2 separate regions of the Mus musculus genome follow, and region 1 is linked to region 2. The links are chromatin loops, found by intact Hi-C in ENCODE. Cell type or tissue: gastrocnemius. All regions are shown on one strand.

Region 1 (4,000 bases), 260 kb before region 2:
GCTGAGGCAGGAGGATCCAGAGTTTGAGGCCAGCCTGAGATACCAAGTCAGACGATGGTAATAATAATTATAACACATTCTAGGTTTATGTCTGATTTCTGCTGATGCCACAAACATCTCAGGAGATGCCTGAATGTGCGGTGAGGTCAGTAGGGCAGACAGACCAAGAAATGCTGAGACTGAGGAAGCTCAGCCTCTCCTGTGCCTCCCCAACCCCCAGCCACCCCAAGGCTACCCCATTGTAGGAGGGAAGAGGGCTGTTTCCTTTGCCTCTGGGGCAGGCGAGCAAAGGCTGGTGGCACTGCCGACACGGCCCGCCGTTCTCCCTGTGATGGATGGCAGCAGCTAGAGCTGCTGTTCCAATTTGTTCCCCATTTGGACAGCCGCTTTACCCACAATTCACCTTGTCAGGGCCACAAATCACTGTGGACAACCAGGCTTAGGGAATAGAGAAACCCCAGAAGAAAAGGGCCCTGGGCTGGGGAGGACCTGGGCTGGGGAGCAGGCCTGTGGGGCTGGAGAGGCAGGGTACAGGGACTCCTTTCTAGGTGCTCCCTCCTATCAGGCCTGCCTCCTGCTAGCCCTAGCCAGCCCAGGATCTAGATGACACTCTACCCAGGCAGGCTTGCCCCCTCCTAGAACCCTCCATTCCTCGGAAGCCAGTAGGGGGTCCTTTGACCAGCACTTCTAAAGCCTTAGGCTTGTCCATACTTCCTGCCATGTCCTGGGGCTGACCACCCCACACTCGGAACAATAGCGCATCAAACCACTGCACACACGAGTCACAGGACACACAAGGAACAGCTACCCAGAGGGACGATAGCTGGAGGAGCAGAGGAGGTCTGCGGCAGAGATAGCCTCTTTTCTGTCCTTCACAGCTCTGTGAGGGCTCACCTCTCATAAAAGCCCATCTGTGGACACATGGTGTCGGGTCCCTGGCGCAAGGCTGGGTGCCAATGGTAGGTGTTTTTCCTTTCTGGGAGCCTTCCCTGCCCAGGGCTGGAGCATGGGTCCCTTTCCCTGCTCACCCACACGTGGGTTCAGAGGTCACAGTGTCATGATGTGATACATCCCCCATCCTCCCTCCCCCTCCCCAACTCACCTCAAGCAGGCACCTTACTTTTGTCTAGGGGTATGAGCACTTCCCCAGCCGCCACAGCTGCTCCTGTGACCGACCCTTGTCGCCCACTGTCTGCTAATCGTGACGGAGGAGGGAGCAGTACAGATCTACACAAGCTGCCACAGCCCGTGAAGAATGACCGGGCCGCGGGCAGGCGTCACTCTCCCTGCCTGGCAACCATGCTACTGGGTTGAGCTGGTTGGAAGAAGCTGCAGTCCCTCGGAGCAGTGCCCCAGGATGTGTTCTCTCTCTTGGTCCCAGTCAAGGAAGGCCTTGAAAAGTGGTTGGGGTTGGGCAAAGCTGAAGAGCTAGAGCAGAGGGCGGAGGGCGGGGGTGACAGCTGGCTGGTGCGGTCATTTTGCATTTAACTCATACATAGGTCAGACTAGGGATCTGTGCCCATTAGGCCTGCATTCTGCTGAGGGGCTAGTCTCCAGTACCCTCAGTTTACCTCTGTGCAGAATGGGCCAAGGCACCCAACTTCCCTCCTCCCAGGGCGGCAGAGGGGGAAGGGGAGTTCTGGCAGTTTTCTCTGGACCGTGTAACTTTAATTCTTTTCAAAGCCTACTTTTCAAAGCCTAATGATGGTTTCTTAAATGTTCTAACCTCCCTTCTAGCCTACCACCTACGGGGGTGGAGTGTGTGTGGGAAAGTGGACCTGTGTAGAAAGATTCTTTGGAGCAACTCTCATCTGCGCTGTCTGGAAACAGGCAGTTCAGTTCACAGGTCAGCAGGCGGCAGCAGCTCGATCCACTCTCAAGCAATTCATGGATCCACCAGCACTGTCAGGATAGCAGCAGCGTGGCTCAACCCAGCAGCAACAGCCAGGCCTCAGCTGAATTGGCACGAGTCAGCAGGAGGGATTTGGATCGCCAGGAACACCAGGAGAAGTTCTTGACTGTTGTGTGCCTCTCTCAACAAAGTGAAGACCAGCAGACTTGAGGTCAACAAGCCTTGCACAGCTCGCTCTGTAAGCAAGCTTAGCTCAGCCACCATCACTGTCCATCCAGTCCTTTTGATACGTCCTCCACGGGTCTGTCTCAGCTGACATCACTCTGCCAATCAGGCCCGAGTTTGAGAAATCGACAAGAAACTGCAGCACACCACTAAAAGATTTTTTGGTGTATTTCTCTCTATGGAGTCCCAAGAGATGCAGCTCAACTACGCAGTGTAAGATGGACCAATACCTGTGTGTCATTATCGGAGAAATCTTACATCACGAGTCCTTTCACGTGCTTGCTTTAGCAGAACATCCTTTCTCCTGTGTCTCTTCAGGGAAACATCCCTTCATGTGTTTGTCTTAGCAGAATACCATCCAACACAACTGACTTTCCAAAGAATCCTTAAGTTTCAGGCCTGGGAGGCAGAGATACCATCACACACACACACACACACACACACCCCACCCCACCCCTCCGTCTCCCCAGGTTGGGCAGGACCTCCCCAGTCTGCCCCGCTGGAAGGTTTGAAATCCTGGGTTAGATTAAGGCCATCCTGATCATTTCTCCTGCCTCCTCCTCTCCTAGTTTTTTTAATATAGCTTAGCTAAACACTCAGAGTGTAGCTGAGGCTGGCCTTGAACTCCTGTAGACTGTGTGCTCTACTGCCCAGGGTTAAGGGCCCACCCACTCCAGACCTCTATGTTACCTTTAGACAGATGGGTGCTGTCTGTGAGAGGTGTCAACTCCAAGACCCTTGGCAGGGTCTCCCAGTCTCCTGTGAATCACAAGAAAGGCTCCTCTGCCTGCATTGATCCCCACCCCTACCCTCACCCCCACCAGGGTCCACAGCTTGTGTAAGGGCTTGTGTAAGCTTGTGTAAGCTGTGTGTATCGGAAGGCTGCTTAGCTGGTAACATCTGACTGGCACCGGCAAAGGGGGGTTGGGGAACTGCCTACCCAGCCGTCACAGGGCTGTCTCCAGGGCTGGCCAGTTTTAGACAGAGTCCCTCTGGTTGGAGCTGTGGAACCCCCATGGGTTTCCTTCTCTCTCTTCACATTTCAAGGTCCCTTCCTGCCACCTTTTGATCAGACTGAAACCTCCTAGCTCTGAACTGTGTCCCTTGCCCCCCCCCCCCCCCCAGCTGAACGTGTGCTTGTGCACCCCCACACTGCTCTAAACGGGGCTGACCTATGGAGACCCATGGTGGGGTGGGGTGCCCTTGGTTCAGACCTCCCATCAAAACCTAGCCACATTCGTCCCCACTGTGCCCACTTGGCTCTGGGTCACCACGGCTCTTCCTGGCATTTCAGAGTCCGGTGTACATGTTTGGCAGAGTTCCTTCACTAGATATCCTTCATACCAGGGCTGTCTGTCCCCTCTCCCTACCCACCCTCTGCTTTCTTACAAGGCTTCCTTTCCCCTCCCCTTTCCTGCCCAGGTTCCTTTGTCTTTGTCTCTTCTGGGCCCTCATCTCCCTGAGTGGGAGCCTGCTCATCAGGGACCATGAGGCTTCCTGTTGTGATGGCCTCCCTGGGGGCTGGAACCCCAGGAACTGAGTTTTTCTCAGAAACTGTAGAATCAACCACAGGCATACCAGCCCAGGGGAGCTGCCTCAGGCTAGCCCAACCCTCAGGAAAAAGATTTGTGTACCTTGCCTGACAAGTCGGCCCTTGCCCGAGGCTTGGGCATTCTGAGTAATCTGCTCTGGGTGCACAGTCTTCTGTGAAGACCCTGGGGATGGGAGGGAAAGTGTGAGCCCCACAGCGTGTCCACAAGCAGCTGTGTGCTCAGGTTCACACCAGGGTCTGTTCTGTCAAAGCCTCTGGAAATCCTTTTACTAAGGAGTGTCCTGTGTAACTTTTAACTTTTTTTTTTTTCTGAGACAGGGTTTCTCTGTATAGCCCTGGCTGTCCTGGAACTCACTTTGTAGACCAGGCTG
Region 2 (4,000 bases):
GGACATTCTGCCTCTGCCCTGCCAACACTCTTAGGCCTGCTGTCCTATCTGGTGCTGTCCCAGCCTGGCCATCAACTGAATCATAATATGGTCTGCCACTCAACTCTAGCCTGGATGGGAAAAAAAGGAAGGACCAGGAGTAAGGCACCCCCACGATTGGGGCTGGTGCCACACAGCCCAGCTGATAGGTGAGTGGGGTGCCCCTCTGTCAGCCACCCCCCCCCCACTGCAGCCCTGGCCTATTTAGGAAAATGCTGGACAGCGGCCATGGAACTGTATCTAACTGTAGGGGACCAGGATGGACAGAAATCTGGAAACGCCACCGGACAGTTCACTGCCAGCCGCCAGAGGAGGCCATCGATCCAAGGGCTTCTCTGAGGTTATCTTCAGACGGAGCACACAGCACCATGAAAGCTGGGCTGACCCAGAAAAAAAGCCCATGGAGGTTGCAGGGAGGGGAACAGGATCTCGTGCCTTGGCCAGGGGCAGAGGTCACAGCTGCAAGGACACACCCCCAGTCCCTGGTGACCTCTGACTCCGCCCCTCCTGCCTTTGCCTCTCAGCCACCTCACCCCTGCGCAGACCCCCAAAGAGGACAAAGCAGGCTGGGGAAGAAAAGCTTACACCGCAGGCTCCTACCCTCGTGGGCTGCATTCTAATGGCGTTTGATTGGATCGGATGCGCTCTTAATTCCCTCCTGGGACATCAGAAGGAGGGTAGGGAAGAATCTTTAATTCATCAAACTGAAATATTAATAGACTTTCAACCAGCTGGAGTGGGACGTGGGGCCCCCACAATGGAAAAAGAGAGGGACAGGCAGGCGAAGGTGGGAACGGCAGAGGAGGAGAAGAGCTGTCCCCACCCAGGGTGGGGTTGTGTCACTGGGTGCGGGAAGAAAAAGTTTGTAAGCTTTCAGGTGGGCCACCAAGACCACGTGAGTCAGCCACTCCTGTAACAACCCACACGGGGGATCAGAGGACACTTAGAAGCCAAGCCAAAGTTACTAGGCCAGTGTGGCACGCAGATCCCAGGACCCTGGAGAAACCAAGTCAGCTTAGCCCAGTGCTCAGTCTCAGAGACCCCAAGGCAGGATCCCCACCTGATGTCAAAGACGCCATTCCAAGGCAACTCTCCCTCCACACTGCCCAGGTGCAGGCTGCCGAGAAACGAGCCACACCACGGCCCGGAGAACACAGACCAAGGAGGCTGGGGTAGTCAGCCAAGGTGTTCTACTTAGCACACATCTGTGGGCTCAGGAGCATCTAATTTGAGGCCAGCCTGGGCTACACGAGGAAACCCTATCTCAACACAGCACCAATCCAGGATCACAAGAGGGTGTAGTCCCCTGGAGCTAACATGCCCCAAGGTTCAAAGCTCCACGGCCCACACCAAAGCCACAGTCACAGTGCAGTCAGGCCACCCCTATCTACAGCATCTCCTCTACAGAGAGGCAACACTCCATGGGTCAGGTTGGGCAGATCTGGAGGCAGCACCCAATGGCCCCCTCTCACCCTCTGTCCAGATCCCTTCTCTACCCCCAACTCCCCCTCAACCTTATAAGCCCAAGTGGAGAATTTTAGGGTACTCATGTCCGTGGTTCTCCTCCCAAAGATGGAGGAATTATGTGTCTCCTCCATTTCTATACCTTGTAATGTGTAACTAATGTTATCTGGGCACATGATCAGTGGGCTATCTCTTACCAAGTTTAGGCTTCAGAAAGTGTGGAAATGGACCAAAAGCAGCAAAGAACATGAGAGGCCTAGGGTGGGGTGGGGGGTCCTGCAGGGCCCCGACCCTCCCCTGCACCAGTAGCAGCATGAGTGAATTGTTCTAAGGATCGTCCACAGGATGAAATTCCCTTTGGCCTCGGGCCACCACCTTCAAATAGAGATGGGCTCTCAGGTGCCGGCGGCGAGCAGAACCTGGGTACGCTCCCATCGCGGGCCTGCAGCGCCGCCTCGTGGCCGAGCGGCCTCACTGCACGCGCTGGCCGGCCGCTGGTGCGTCCGCGGATCTGAGCGGGACCCAGGCTCAGGTGTGAGTTGGCAGGAGCGGGAGGAGGGGGAGACGCCGGGATGCAGAGAGTTGTTTTCACCTGAACAGATTCCGGGAGGAGGCAGCGGGGGTGGCAGGGCCCCTATTTCAGGACCATTTTCCAGCTGGGCCGCCGCCCTCAGATTCGTGCGCAGCCACTCACCTGCAATGACGACAAGGCTTTTCTAATCCACATATGCCCTTTGAAAGAGACCCGTGCGGGTCCCCGGTTTCTTGAGTGGGCTGCGATGCCGAGGTGTGGAAGCCAGCAAGGATGGGTAGAAAGTTGTAACCGTCAGCCTTTCCCAATCCCAGTTCCCTCCTTCTCTCACCCTTGCTGCACGCTCGAACCACAAGGACTCCGACTAAGTTTGAGGCTGCACCTCAAACCAGCCAAACCCAAATCTATGCAAAACGCCCGTGATTTCTCTTTTGTAAACTTAACCCAAGTTACAGTCATTTGAAAACAAGCAAACTCTATTGAGAAAAACCACCATCAGTTTGGCCTGTAGGAAAGGCTGGGGGTGGGGGTGGGGGTTCTCTTGATTAATTGATGTGGAGGACCACAGTTTCATCCTGAGACAAGTGTAAGAAGGTAAGCTAGACCCAGGCATGGAAGCAAACAGGTTCGATCCCAGCATTCAGAAGGCAGCCATGGCTACCCAGGGAGACATGTCTGAAAAGAAAGGGCAGCCATGGCAGTTACTGTCCTGGTGTGGACAGCGAGCAGTGACTCTCCGTGTGTCTGTGTTGACTCCTGACTAGGTTTACATCACTGATGGGCTGTGATCAGGGCCCCGTAAGCCAAGTGCGCCCTGTGTTCTCCAAGTTGCCTTTGGGCTACATCTTTATCACAGCAATAGACAGCAGACTTGCACAAGGTCCCCAGCCTCGAACTCTCCAAAATAGAGCAGGGACTCAGTGCACACAGCTGCACTCTCAGTGCAGGGAAGGAAGGCTGTCCTGAGGTAGCCCCCTCCTCAGCAACCCCAGAGATGTGTGGGGTGACAGGGGAGGCGACAAAGAACTCAGCCTCCTGAGCATTGTCAGCCCTAGCAAGGCCAGGCTGATATTCCCAAGAGAGGTGTGACATTTGTGCCTCTGTGTGTACCCATGTGTGTATCTCTAGAGCCAGAGGTTCAATATGTCTTCCCTAATAGTCTCTCCTTACTGGGGGGGGGGGGGTGGACCGTTTCAAGACAGGGTTTCTCTGTGCAGCCCTGGCTGTCCTGGAACTCACTCTGTAGACCAGGCTGGCCTCGAACTCAGAGATCCACCTGCCTCTGTCTCCCAAGTGCTGGGATTAAAGGTGTGTGCCACCACCACCACCTGGCTCTTCCTTACCCCTCTTTGTTTTAACTGTGGCATGGTTTGTTTTATTTTAATTGGTAGGTTACTTTGTGAAGACACCATCTCACTATTTGGGTCCACCTGGTCTTGAACTTACAGAGATGTACAAATAACAGAGATAGGAGTGGAGATGGTGGGCAGAGGGGCTGGGGTGTTCCATGGTCTACCCTCAGACAAGGGACAGAGGGCTTTATGTGGGACTCTGCCATCTTGGGCAGAGAGAAGGGGTTGAGATGGGGGTGTGGGGTGTCCTTTAACCAAATGGCTTATCTTGGCTTAGATGAATGGGCCTTCAAGCTCTACCCAAAAATGTTCACTAGACTGGGCCATCAGGATGGCTTTTTGGCCTCGCCAGTGGAAGCAAGATGATGAATGTCATCCTTTGGAAAGCGTCGCAATAAGACACACACGCTGTGCCACCACTGTAGCTCCAAGGCCTACCACCTTCAGAAGTTGACCTGTGGCAAGTGTGGCTCCCTACTGAGCACAAGAGAAAGTATAGCTGGAGTGCCAAGGCTAAGAGACGAAACACTACCGGGACTGGTCAGATGAGGCACCTAAAGATTGTCTACCGCAGACATGGATTCTGTGAAGGAACAACACCTAAACCCAAGAG

Evidence for each region. Hi-C counts contacts between places; a loop is a spot of excess contacts. Peaks named below come from ENCODE experiments on the same cell type or tissue, not always from the same donor. Only the 100,000 strongest peaks of a DNase experiment are listed, where the experiment ranks them.
Region 1: a loop joins it to region 2, with 3 times the contacts of the local background. A loop is called at or near these places in 7 of 42 quality-filtered maps.

What each region holds. Positions count from the first base shown.
Region 1 is chr17:27,255,671-27,259,670 of GRCm38, forward strand. No RefSeq gene overlaps it. Among named protein-coding and RNA genes, the nearest start is that of 9630028I04Rik, 9.6 kb to the left of the region's middle. In gastrocnemius, a CTCF peak has its summit at 1,848 (motif pointing right); a DNase peak (open chromatin) is centred at 1,893.
Region 2 is chr17:27,518,814-27,522,813 of GRCm38, forward strand. It overlaps the pseudogene Gm16005. Among named protein-coding and RNA genes, the nearest start is that of Grm4, 7.4 kb to the left of the region's middle. In gastrocnemius, no CTCF peak of the experiment used is centred here; a DNase peak (open chromatin) is centred at 1,948.